Regions from separate parts of the Homo sapiens genome. Here all the other regions are linked to region 3. A link is a contact called in ENCODE Hi-C or POLR2A ChIA-PET data. All regions are on one chromosome and are shown on one strand. Each heading gives the region's core, a stretch centred on a gene start or an enhancer-like site at or near the end of the contact. The rest is flanking DNA. Distances are from core to core; before and after follow the strand shown.

What was found. Hi-C counts contacts between places; a loop is a spot of excess contacts on that map. ChIA-PET counts read pairs that join two places held with the same protein, here RNA polymerase II (POLR2A). Pooled maps may share reads with other maps.
Region 1: a map of psoas muscle shows a loop between it and region 3 (4-fold over the local background). The contact joins two enhancer-like sites. A Hi-C loop is called at or near these places in 39 of 168 maps with a recorded cell type or tissue (B cell, CD14-positive monocyte, CD4-positive, alpha-beta T cell and 29 more), 35 of 37 single-sample maps with no recorded cell type and 43 of 50 pooled maps. POLR2A ChIA-PET finds 5 or more read pairs at or near these places in 19 of 52 experiments (CD4-positive, alpha-beta T cell, CD4-positive, alpha-beta memory T cell, GM12878 and 15 more).
Region 2: a map of naive thymus-derived CD4-positive, alpha-beta T cell shows a loop between it and region 3 (4-fold over the local background). The contact joins two enhancer-like sites. A Hi-C loop is called at or near these places in 8 of 168 maps with a recorded cell type or tissue (CD4-positive, alpha-beta memory T cell, CD8-positive, alpha-beta T cell, IMR-90 and 4 more), 6 of 37 single-sample maps with no recorded cell type and 15 of 50 pooled maps. POLR2A ChIA-PET finds 5 or more read pairs at or near these places in 9 of 52 experiments (AG04450, CD4-positive, alpha-beta T cell, CD4-positive, alpha-beta memory T cell and 6 more).

The regions. Positions count from the first base shown.
Region 1 is chr18:77,125,589-77,129,245 of GRCh38, forward strand. The region is part of intron 1 of MBP (myelin basic protein); the gene reads right to left. Among named protein-coding and RNA genes, the nearest start is that of MBP, 5.4 kb to the right of the region's middle. RefSeq lists enhancers at 2,290-2,339, 2,360-2,419, 2,510-2,569. Within about 2 kb of position 2,408, at least 8 of the 41 ENCODE cell types and tissues checked have a DNase peak (open chromatin) inside an H3K27ac peak, as active enhancers do; they include CD14-positive monocyte, gastrocnemius medialis and psoas muscle, where a contact is called at or near this core.
Region 2 is chr18:77,107,099-77,111,002 of GRCh38, forward strand. All of the region lies in intron 1 of MBP (myelin basic protein), which reads right to left. Among named protein-coding and RNA genes, the nearest start is that of MBP, 24 kb to the right of the region's middle. Within about 2 kb of position 1,345, at least 25 of the 41 ENCODE cell types and tissues checked have a DNase peak (open chromatin) inside an H3K27ac peak, as active enhancers do; they include CD4-positive, alpha-beta T cell and CD8-positive, alpha-beta T cell, where a contact is called at or near this core.
Region 3 is chr18:77,206,789-77,210,778 of GRCh38, forward strand. No RefSeq gene overlaps it. Among named protein-coding and RNA genes, the nearest start is that of GALR1, 41 kb to the right of the region's middle. RefSeq lists an enhancer at 2,538-2,597. Within about 2 kb of position 2,328, at least 16 of the 41 ENCODE cell types and tissues checked have a DNase peak (open chromatin) inside an H3K27ac peak, as active enhancers do; they include CD14-positive monocyte, CD4-positive, alpha-beta T cell, CD8-positive, alpha-beta T cell and 2 more, where a contact is called at or near this core.

The DNA.
Region 1 (3,657 bases), core at 1,158-3,657, 81 kb before region 3:
ATATATATTCATTTGCAGTTTGCTGGTTTCCATTCAACACTGTTATTTAGAATTTTGTCCATGTTGATACACAAAGTCTGGGTAGTTTAACTGTTGTAAGTAAATCATAGCGTAAATCTATAGCCCTACTCATGGGGAATTAGTGTGTTTCCCTCCTTTTTTTTTGTATCAAAACTTTTACTCGATAAAATATGTACACCTAGTTCAGTAGTGCTGAGAGGGAATTCATACCCTGAAATACTTATATTAGAAAGCAGGAAAAGTCTCAAATCAATAATCTAAGATCTAATTCAAGAAACCAAAAAAAAAAGAGCTAAATATATACAAACAAAGTAGAAGGAAGGAAATACCCAAGAAAGAAATCCCCAGGCCCACATGGTTTCACCGGAAATTTCTACTAAAACAGTTAAGGAGAAATTTATGGCAATTTTATACAATCTCTTCCAAAAGTTAGAACAAGTGGGAACACTTTCTAACTCATTTTATGAGGCCAGTTATCCTGATACTGAAACTAGCAAAGACTATACAAAAAATGAGAACTATAGATCAATATCTCACAAACACTTAGAGGCAAAAGTCCTCAACAAAATATTAGTAAAGTGAATCTAGCAACACATAAAAAAGTTATATACATGGCTAAGTGGAATATATATCAGATACTCAAGGGTGGGTCAGCATTAGAGAGTCAGTCAATCAACTATCCATCATACCATGAAGTCAAAGAAGAAAAATCTCATGAACATATAAATTGTCCCAGAAAAGACATTTGACAAAATACAACACACATTCATGAATAGACATGGACTATTGACTTGATAAAGAACATCCATAAAAATCCTATAGCTACATCATAATTGGTGGTAAAAACTCAGTGCTTTGCCCTTTAGGTCAGAATAAGGCAAGTTCTTGCAACTCTTATTGAATATAGCACTGGACATTCTAACCAGTACGGTAAGATAAGAAAAAGAAATAAAAAGTATATAAATTGGAAAGAAGAAATAAAACTATCCAATTTGCAGATAACATGATGATCTACATAGACAATCCCAAGAAATCTACCAAAAAAAATCCTCCTAGATCTAATAAGGCAGCTCAGTAGGTTGCAGAATGTGGACTGACACATAAAAATTACTCACAGTTCTACCTACTCCACAATAAACGTGGAAACTGAAGTTAAGACACAATGCCATTTAGAAATGCCCCAAAGAAAATAAAACACTTATGTACACTGTAAAGAAATTTCAGATTCAGAATCTGTGCACTGAAATTTATAAAACATTGATGAAAGAAGTTAAAGAAGACCTAATTACCCATAGAGAGACAACCTGTGATCATGGATTGGAAAACTCAACACAGTAGAACTATTAATTCTCCCTAATCTATACATTTGAAGAAATTCCTATCAAAATCCCAGCAAGGTTTTTGCACCCATAAACGCGCTATTCTAAAATTCATATGGAAAGGCCCAGAACCTACAATAGCTAACATAAGTTTTATAAAGAATAATAAAGTGGAAGGAAGTCACTCCACCTGATTAAAGTTGACTATGCAACTACAGTAATCAAGACAGTGTGCTCTTGGCAGAGAGACTGACATATAGACTAATGGAACAGAATAGAGAACCCAGAAATAGACCCACAGCAATAAGTGGAAACGGTTTTTAGCAAAGGTGCAAAAGCAATTTAATGGAAGAAGGATCACCTTTTCAACTAATAGTCCCGGAGCTATTGGACATTCGTTGGCAAAACCCAAACCAAACCAAAACAAATAAGCCTCAACCTAAACCTCACACCTCATACAAAAATTAACTCAAAATGGAAAATAGGCTTAAGTATAAAATGTGAAACTATAAAATTTGTAGGGAAAAAAGGAGAAAATCTTCGGGAACCTCAGGCTAGGTGAAGACTTAGACTTCACACCAAAAATCAAAATCCAAAAAAGGTAAAATTAATAAACTTGAATTCAACAAAATGTAAAACTTTCTGCAAAGGACTCTGTGAAGAGGGTGAAAAAACAAGATAAAGTGGTAGAAAATAATCACCGAGTGGTAAGGCCAGCATCTAGAAAATATAAAGAATTAGGAAAACTCAGTTGTTAAAACCAAACAATCCAATTAAAAAGTAGGCAAAAGACATGAACAGACTTTTCACTGAGGAGGATACACAGATGGCCATAAGTACATAAAAAGGTCTTGATGTCATTAGCCATCAGGACAATGCAAATTAAACCATCAGGAGATATCACTACACACTTATTAGAAGAGCTAAAATAATAAAAAAAAAAAATAGTGGCAATACCAAATGCTGCCCAGGCTGGGAAGGTCCTGAATCACTCACACACCGCCGGTGGGAATGCAAAATGGTGTAGCCATTCTGGAAAAGAGTTAGCAGTTTCTCATAAAATTAGACATGTGCTAACCATATGACTCAGCAATTGCACTCCTGGGCATTTATCCCAGAGAAATGAAAACTATGTTCACACAAAAACCTGTACAAGAATGTTCACAGCAGCTCTATTTGCAATAACCAAAACCTGGAAATAATCCAAGTGCCCTTCCTGGGTGAACGGTTGAACACACCTTGGTTCATCCAGATGACGGAACACCACTAAGTAATTAAAAAGAAACACCTATGGACATGCTTGCCAACCCGGATGGGTCTCAAGGGAATTGCGTTTAGCGGAAAAAGCCAGTCTCGAAAGGTTGCATAGTGTATGATTCCATTTATAGAGCATTCTTAAAGCGACAAAATTATAGAAAATAGGAACCATACTGTGGTTGCCAGCCTCAGGGAGGGGGAAGGAGGAAGTCAGCTTGGCTATAAAGAGTAGCATCAAGGATCCTGTGATGAAACTCTCCTGTCCTCTGATGTGTTGGTGGTCACATGGTTCTACATGGGTGATAAAATTACAGAGAACTAAGCGCACGTGCATACCACACACACACACACACACACACACACACAGAGCAGTCTATAAAATGAGTACATGTAAACTGGTGGAATCTGAAATCTGAACAAAGTTAATGGGTTGTATCAATGCTCATTTTCTAGTTGTGGCATTGTACTATGGTTTTGTAAGATGTTATTGTTGGGAGAAACTGGTGAAGGGAATTGCATGTGAATCTACATGATCTCAAAACAGGGTTTTACTACATTGCTTCAGTGAATATCCACTGTGTGTGTCTTATGCACACAGACCAGGTTTTCCCTAGAGGAGATACCTAGAAGTGGAATTGTTAGATCTTAGGATACACCCACCTTCACTTTTTCTAGATTATTCTCTAACATCTTTGTTCCTATTTACATTCTAGTCGAACTCATGTGAGGTCTAAGTTTTCTACACCTTCTCTAATATTTGGTATAGTCACAATTTAAATTTTTTTCCAGTACCGTAAAGGTAAAAAAAAATCTTTTTGCCATCTTAGTTTTGAATTCCCTGATTCCCAGAGGGTTAAAGTCCTTTTCTTATTTTATCAGTCCATCTGGGTTTTCTCATTAGTCTCATATTTTACTCTTGAGTGGCTTGTTTCAAATTACCACATTTTAGAACTGTTTCTGTATTCTAGATCCTGGCCTCACATAGGTCTGTTTCTCCTCATCTTTTAGATATCCACCTATTTTTCACAATGGTGACTCAGACCAACGCAGTGCTATTCAC
Region 2 (3,904 bases), core at 95-2,594, 100 kb before region 3:
ATATTAAGAGCTTGCAGGATGGACACACATTATAGAATAAAAACATGTCAAATATCTGTCAATCCATCTTTCTGTTTAAGAAATAAGAGCTGGTCTATTCAAAGCTAAACACAGGCAAAAACAGGTAACTTCCTTTAGTTAAGGTTGACAACTTGGACCTTTGGGGGCATTTTGCCCATCCAGACATAAATGAACCTCCTATCACCGGCTGTGTTCTCCAAGTGCCTGTTCCTGGCCCAGGCATCATCTCATCTCTGCCTCCTGTGAGCCCTCGCCTGCCCAGTCCCCTTCCTGTTCCCTGGCTCTATCCGTTTCTCACCCTCCTCCTCCCACCTCCTTATGCTGGGACTAGGCAAACACAAATGCAACACTCACTCCTTCCAGGAAACAAAGCTCCAAGGACTTGTCCCAAATCAGAATAGTGTGGGCCATGTAAATATTTTGGGACTTGCTGGTAGACAAAGAGAGCTATTTTTGGGCAAGGGGCTCTTGAACGCAGCTGAAATCTGTCCACAAGGTGCTGAACTGCTCCTTGGAGAGGGGCCATGTTTCTTCCGAATCAGTTTGTTCTGATCAAATGTTGTCATGCTTCATAGCACAACTCTAGGTTACGCTTGGGATGATTGATCTTAATCATGATTTAGAAAACTCAAGAATACTGGACACAGAATTGGTGAAAATAACTCAAGTCCAGATCAGACTTTTGAATACATCTTGTTGGATTTGACTAGTTAGACAAGCCTACTTACTTGCATTTGACTGGCCTCTCAGATTAATATAAAGAATATTTATATGAATCACTGAGGGTTGGTTAATTCTAGCCTTAAATGCAAAATTTATATACTAGCAGGAAAAGAAAGACAAGAGGAACAAAACGACAACTTGATGTGTGGGAGCCCCCATCAGAGCCGTTAGTGGAAATGGCCCCTGAGCACCGGTAAGTGAGACGTGTCTCAAGGAACTATGGTGGGAACGACAGAGCATCTGGCTGATAATCACGAGTGACTGGCAGTCTGCCTTATTAGCTTCTGACACTCTGCCCCAGTCTGCCTTTTAGAGAAGAGCTCGAGAAGGATGAAGCTCTCACTGTCACGGGGCTAAGAGCTCAGCCTGGCAGCTGGTTTCTGTAATGTGCTGAAAAGATCCATCTGCACACAAAAGCAGCTGCATGCTTGGAGGAAATCTTTTTTATTTCATTTTTTGCAATTAATCAAATTGAGAGAGCCAGAGAAAAATTGGGTAAACATGTGAAATGCTGCAAGGAAAGTCAGCTGACTCTGAAGCATCTCTTGGGTAATTAAAGAAGCCTTTTGTAAACTAATAGAAAAGGAAAGAGAGGGAGGAAGAACTGAGCTAGAGCTGTGGGAGGGACAGACTTTCAGATTCCATCAGGACCGCTGAGACTTCCGCGGTCTCAGTTGGTATTCAGTTCTAGATCCGATTTCCAGCCACTGGGATGACTGGACACTTTGATAATGTCTGTGTGATTATCAACACTTAGTGTTACCTCGAGGGTTAACATTGGGCACAGGCAAAGTTAGTCACCCAGATTTACTAGGAAGCAGTCCACTGTTGTTGACTGTTAGGCTCTCGTTTTTAATAATGTACACCTAAAGCAGCTTAGACTACATGTCACCTTGGTGGAACCACAGGATAATTCAGCATAGATAAAACTCACTAGCCTATCTGTGCAGGGAAATAGCTCCCAGCTGAAATGCTGGGGAACAAACACCTTGTTCCTAGGTATTTTACTGATTTCATTCTCTAGGTAGTTCTGACTTTCTACGGTGAAAATCAGGCAGGTGAGACCTAGGTCTCAATCCAGGTTCCATCTGGGTGACCCCGAACAAGACTCCACTTTTCTGAGCCTCAGTTTCCCATAAAGTAGAGGTAATAAAACTTGCCTTTCTGCACTGGTGTGAGAATGAAGCCCATGTGGGCTGCAGGGCTGGGCAGGGCTAGGGTTAGGGTTGGGGTATGCTGCAGGCGTTGCTTTGCTTTCTGTCTTCCTCTTACCTCCACCAGGTCCAGGGTTCCCTGGGTGGGTGGTGAGCAGCTGCAGAAACATCGCTACCTACTTACTATCACACATGTTCAGAGACCTCTAGATGGCTTCCCACATCTAGATGCATCCACTCCTAAACTGACAAGGTCAAGGGAAGAAAAAAGGCTAAAAACACCAGCTGCCCAGAAGTTACATCCTACAATTGCCTGTCAACAAAGCTCTTGATCCAACACACACAACTGAAGCACAGGGGAAATGCAACTGCTGCTGCTTTAAGACCACACAAAGTGTCCTGGGGTGTGGAAGGTGAGGAAAGAGGGAAAAAAGTGAAGAGGAAGGACATTCACGAGACAGCCATGCCCCAAACGCCAGACAAGTATTCAAATATTAAAATGTGAAACTGGCTGTTTTTGAAATAATTGTGAGTGCAATTTTACAAGCAATGGGATTATTGTGAAATCCCTTGTAGAAATAAATGCATCGTGAGATAGAGAAGACCTCAATGCCAGTCTTCCTAGATAGTTGGCACTTGGTTACCCAAATCATCTTACTCCCACTCCCAAACCTGCAAAAATGTAGGGAGCAAACATCGTGCCTGTTGAGGGTTAGGCTGACAAGCATGTCAGGTGCCATAATGCAAGGTCAAGTTTATGATGGCGTGGAATTCATCATATGCTCTCCGCACTTCATTTTGTTTAGGCTTATTAGCAAAACATTTGCATTGTGTAGAGCTGCAGGGTATACCCATATTATAGGACACAGATCACGCTTGTGTTACTTTTAGACTTAGGATTCTTTGGACGTTGTTTTCATAACATGCTTTTGATTGCACAGTTTTTTTTTGAGTCCATGTTCAAGAAAGCAATCCTAAAGTAATGTTTCTATGGAGATAACAGGATTTATTTTACAATGATTTGCTTTATCCCTCATGTTTCTATAAACCTAAGTTAGATAATTACAGGAATAACCCTGTAAGCTTCATTCCCATTTTACAGTTGAGAAAGTTTAGAAGACTGAATCTAGCTATGAGAATGCCTCTAGGAATATATTTTAGTTATGAACAGAGTTATTTACATTTTGAATGTCCCATGTGGAAAGTATGACAGTAGGCCTAAGACATTCTACATTCCTAAATTATTAATCAATACAATAAGAGAAGTGTGCAGTGGTGAGGGTCTCAGAAGCGGATACGAGGCAGCGTGATGCGGTGTGGGGACCGGCCATCAGCACCTGAGAACTTCTTAGAAACACACATTCTTGGGCCCTGAACTCTTTGCTTTCAGAAGCACTACAGGTGATTTGTGTTCGAGAACCTTCTTCTTATAGATCAGGGGGCAAAAACCTATGACATATGTGAATTTTTTTTTTTTTTTCAGAATAGAGATTTCCCATGCTTGTGTCACAAGGACCTTCTCCCCAGTCCCCCACCTTCCCTTCTCCATGTAGTGAGAGAACTGCCCCTCTCCCCACACCACCTGCCTTGCACTGGCCACCTGGCTGCCCTGGCAGGGACTACATTTCCCAGCAGCCCTTGCAGCTGTTGCTGGTCACCGCCGGACAAGGGGCCTTTCTCCATTCCATAAGTGTGTATGGAACTTTTGTTCTAAGACCACTTCCCTAGGCATCAGATAAATTAGATAAGATTTTTTTTTCTGTATTTGGAAACTGTAACATGTTATACCTAAACAGACACATGAGAATATATTATAAAACATATAAATTGTGGTTAATTTAATAAAATCTAACCAGCAGGATCCACTTGGGAAAGTCTTAACTTGTGCCTCTGCTAGTAGAATTTGAAGAGCCCACCATGAAGGCATCTTTTTCTGCTTTCTCTGCTTTTTAAAATCCCAGGAGCAATGTTTTCGACATCCCAGGTGCTTTGGAGTCTTCGCGGTG
Region 3 (3,990 bases), core at 1,078-3,577:
GTCGGCTTGTCTATTCCTTTTAGCCCTGTAGCTTAGGGGAGGATACAGTTCTGTTGCTGATTCATCCCGTTCAGCCTGCACAAGCTGTCCCAGAACCACCAGAGAACTTGGACGCCTTTGCCTCCCCCACAGCCAAGGGCCCTGCTGGGAGAAGTGGAGTCGAGTTGGTGTAGAATGTTTCCCCTGGGTGCTCAGGGCATCTATTGAATGGGTTGTGGGCTAGAGGGAGGAAAATTCACTCTGGTAAGCTCAGGCCCAGAGGTGTGCAGAGATTTTCCTGTCCATCTCTGGGTTCAGAGGGACAGGAAAGAGCCACAGGGGCTTTGCCCGGGACACTTTTGGATGCTCCTGGCTGGAAGGACCAGGCAGGCAGGGGGAGGGGTGTGAGCAGATGGATGGGAGTGGCCATGGCATGGCCTTCTCTGTGATTTATCCCTCCCTCTCTAACGTTTTTATAAAAAAGAAAAATCAGTTTGGCAAAACTAGATGAGCTGAATGCTCCTAACTATTGCTGTTTGTTGAAATGACCTGCGGTGATAGCTGGTCCGCGTGGGATGAAACCTGCATGGACTGACAGGCTTAGTGATGTATGCCACCAGAAAATGTCCCCAGTTCTTTTGGAAATATTAATGCTGAAAAGTGAGAAATAAAACAATACCATTTGTGAAATAGTAAAAACGAGAAACCCTAGGCTTATTTTCAGTCCTGCCCTGGAAACCCTGTAATAATTAAGATTTTTCTAGAAAACTCTTGAGAGGTGAAAAGCCCTGGGTGGAAGGACACGCCCTGCTGTATGCTACATGACCTCGGAAGATACTCGTGATTCTCTTGATCCTTCTCTGTAAAATGGGGCACACCACACATCTCCACCAGGGGCACTACACAGGGCTCAGGATGAAGCCCTCACACGGCAGGAATTTCAGAAATCTCAGCTGGCAGCAAATTTAGAAGCCCTGAATTATTGATAGCATATTTTCTCTCCTGCCTGAATCCAAAGGCTTTGTGAGGTCAGGACCACGCTGGCTGAGTGCCCAGGGTGCTCCAGGGTCGGGGCACGTGCTCAGACACATGCAGAGAACGACTGAAAGTTGAAAGGGGTTCAGTTAACTCCAAGTCCACGCATTCAGCAGATTATGTCCCACGAGAAACACACCAGAGAGATGCCGACCAAAGACAGCCCTTGCTTCTGCAGTCACTAGTGTTTATTATTATTATTATTTTTAGAAAGAGACGGGGTTTCAGTATGTTGCCCAGGCTGGTCTTGAACTCCTGGGCTCAAGTGATCCTCCCATTTTGGCCTCCCAAAGTGCTGGGATTCCAGGCGTGAGCCACTGTGCCCGGAGGCTGGTTGTTTTTAATGTCCTTACTGAAGTATAAAAACACTGTTTAGTGTTTCTTTATTTTGTTTTTCCTGGCTTTCCTGTACTTGAACTTTTTTTTTTTTTAAGAATTCCATTTTGATTTATCTAGTGTTTTGGGGTTTATCCTTTTTTATAGTTTTTAAAAATGGTAGCTGTAGGTACTTCATTATTTATACACATCCTACATGGTCTAGTGGTGCTAGATTTTGTTAGTTCTAATACAATATGGTCACCTAAACTCTCGTTTCATACTTTCCCTCCCCCATATTATATTATAGTTTACAATATTATGTTATAGTTTATAATATGACTATCATCTTTAATACTTTCTTTACATACATTGAGAACATCAGACAGCATTATCATTTTTGCTTCCAACCATGGAACATAATTTAGAAAACTCAAGAGGAGAAGGAGTCTATTTATTTACCCATATTTTTTACTTTTGCTGTTGTTCTCACTTTCTTCCCAATATTCCAATATTGCTTCTTTTATAATTTCCCTTCTGTTTAGGAAACTTCCTCGAGCCATGCTTTGAGTAACCCTGCTGATGGCAGATTCTCTTAGTGCTCCTTCACTGGAGAATATCTCTATTTATACCCGTCCATGAGGGACATTTTCCCTGCCATAGACTTTTGGTTGACTGGCCTTTTCTCTTGGTATTTGAGACGCTTGCTACTTCCTTTTGGGTTCCATGGTTTCAAACGGAAAATTTGCACGTCCTACAAGCAATGTGTTTCTCTCTGGCTACTTTGCAGCTATTTTTCTTTGTCTTTAGTTTTTCAGACCTTTGATTATGATGTATCTTGGTATAAATTTCTTTGGGTTTACCACATTTGGAATTTTCTCAGATCCTTGAATCTTTAGTATATTTCACTAAACTTGGGAAGTTTACAGCCATTTAAAAAATATACCTTCCAGTTTCACTTTCTCTTTCCTCTGAGGATGACACAGGCTCCTGAGAGTCTGTTCTTTCTCCTCAGCCCACTTCCTCAATGCTGCTCTGAGTTGGTGACTTCTGGCCCTCGTCCAGTCTTTTGTCCTCTCGCTGTCCTGGTTGAGTCCACGCATTGAGGTTTTAGGTTTGTTTGTCTTTTGGTTATTGTGTTTTCTTGCTTTATAATTTCTTTTTTTTTTTTTCAGACCGAGTCTCACTCTGTCACCCAGCTGGAGTGAGGTGGCATGATCTCTGCTCACTGCAACCTCTGGCTCCTGGGTTCAAGTGATTCTCCTCTCTCAGCCTCTCGAGTAGCTGGGACTACAAGTGCCCACCATCGTGCCAGGCTAATTTTTGTATTTTTAGTTGAGGTGGGGTTTCACCATGTTGGTCAGGCTGGTCTCGACCTCCTGACCTCAGGTGATCCACCTGCCTTGGCCTCCCAAAGTGCTGGGATTACAGGCGTAAGCCACCATGCCCGGCCTCCTTTGGTTCTTCTTTATTCTTTTGCTAAAATTGTCTAATTTTCCATTTATTCCACGGGAATTCATACATGCTGAAGTGTATTTATGATGGTTATGTGAAGATCCTGCTCAGCTAATGATAGCCTCTGACTCATCTCCGTGTTGTCATCCATCGGTTTATTTCTCCTTCCAGTTGTGATTATCCTAGTTCTTGGTATGCTGAGTGACTTTGGATCGGAGCCCGTACATTTAGGATATCTTATGAGACTCCCGAGCTGCTGGCGTCTTCGTCTGCAGCAGGTGCTGTCCGCTGGGCTGGGTACACGTGGCACTACAGCCGCAGCAGAGCCCTGACCGTGCTGGGTGGCTGCAGGCAGGTGGGGTGATGATAACCTTCCCCTGGCCCTTCTAGTATCTTCAGGTGGATGTGGGGCTTCGGCTACACTCAGCTTCCTTGGGCCCTGCTGACCCCAGGGAGGCTGTGGGGAAGCCGGTGCCACGGCCTGCCTCCCACTGCCAGCTTTAGCCTCAGTGATGCTACACAGGGAGGGGGCTCCCTCCTCAGCCCGGTTGATACTGAGGGGAAAAAGTGGACTCAACCTGCCCCCTACCCCTTATCCTTTCTTATGGTGAGGGGCTTGCCAGGGAGGGCACAGGGCAGTGAGCAGCCCCATGTCACACTGCTTTGCTCAGGGTTGTTGCTGCCGGGTGGGGTGGAGTGGGGCTCAGCTCCACAACGGACCCACTGACATTGCCCTGGATAGGTCAGGGTGCTGCCTGCTTGTGCAGGGGGTGGGATGGAGCCAACTGATGCTCAGCGCAGCCCGAGGCCCTGGCAGGAGTGGGGGTGGGGAGGTGGAAGGTCCAGCCCTCATCGGCCCTGCTAAGAGCCTGGGGATGGGCCATGTGTGTGTCTCATGAGTCTTGCTGCAGGGGTTTCCTGTGGTTGGGCTGCTCTGTTCGTGGTCCTCTGGCTGGGGGGTGGGGGTGAATGCACGGTTTTCCTGGAGCTCCTTTTGTGTGTGTCTGTGGGTGGTCCCAGGGTTGGAGCTTCTGCAGAGCCATGTGGAATCCATGAGGGGTGGTAGGAAGCCCAGGAGCTCAGGTCCACATCCTCCCTGGAGCCTGGCTCTCCGGGCACCCTGCCTTCTTCTTCACACCCTGCAGGCTGTGCTTGCACCCATTGGCTGTGCTGTGTCTGGGATTCTTGGTCATGAGAGACAGGACT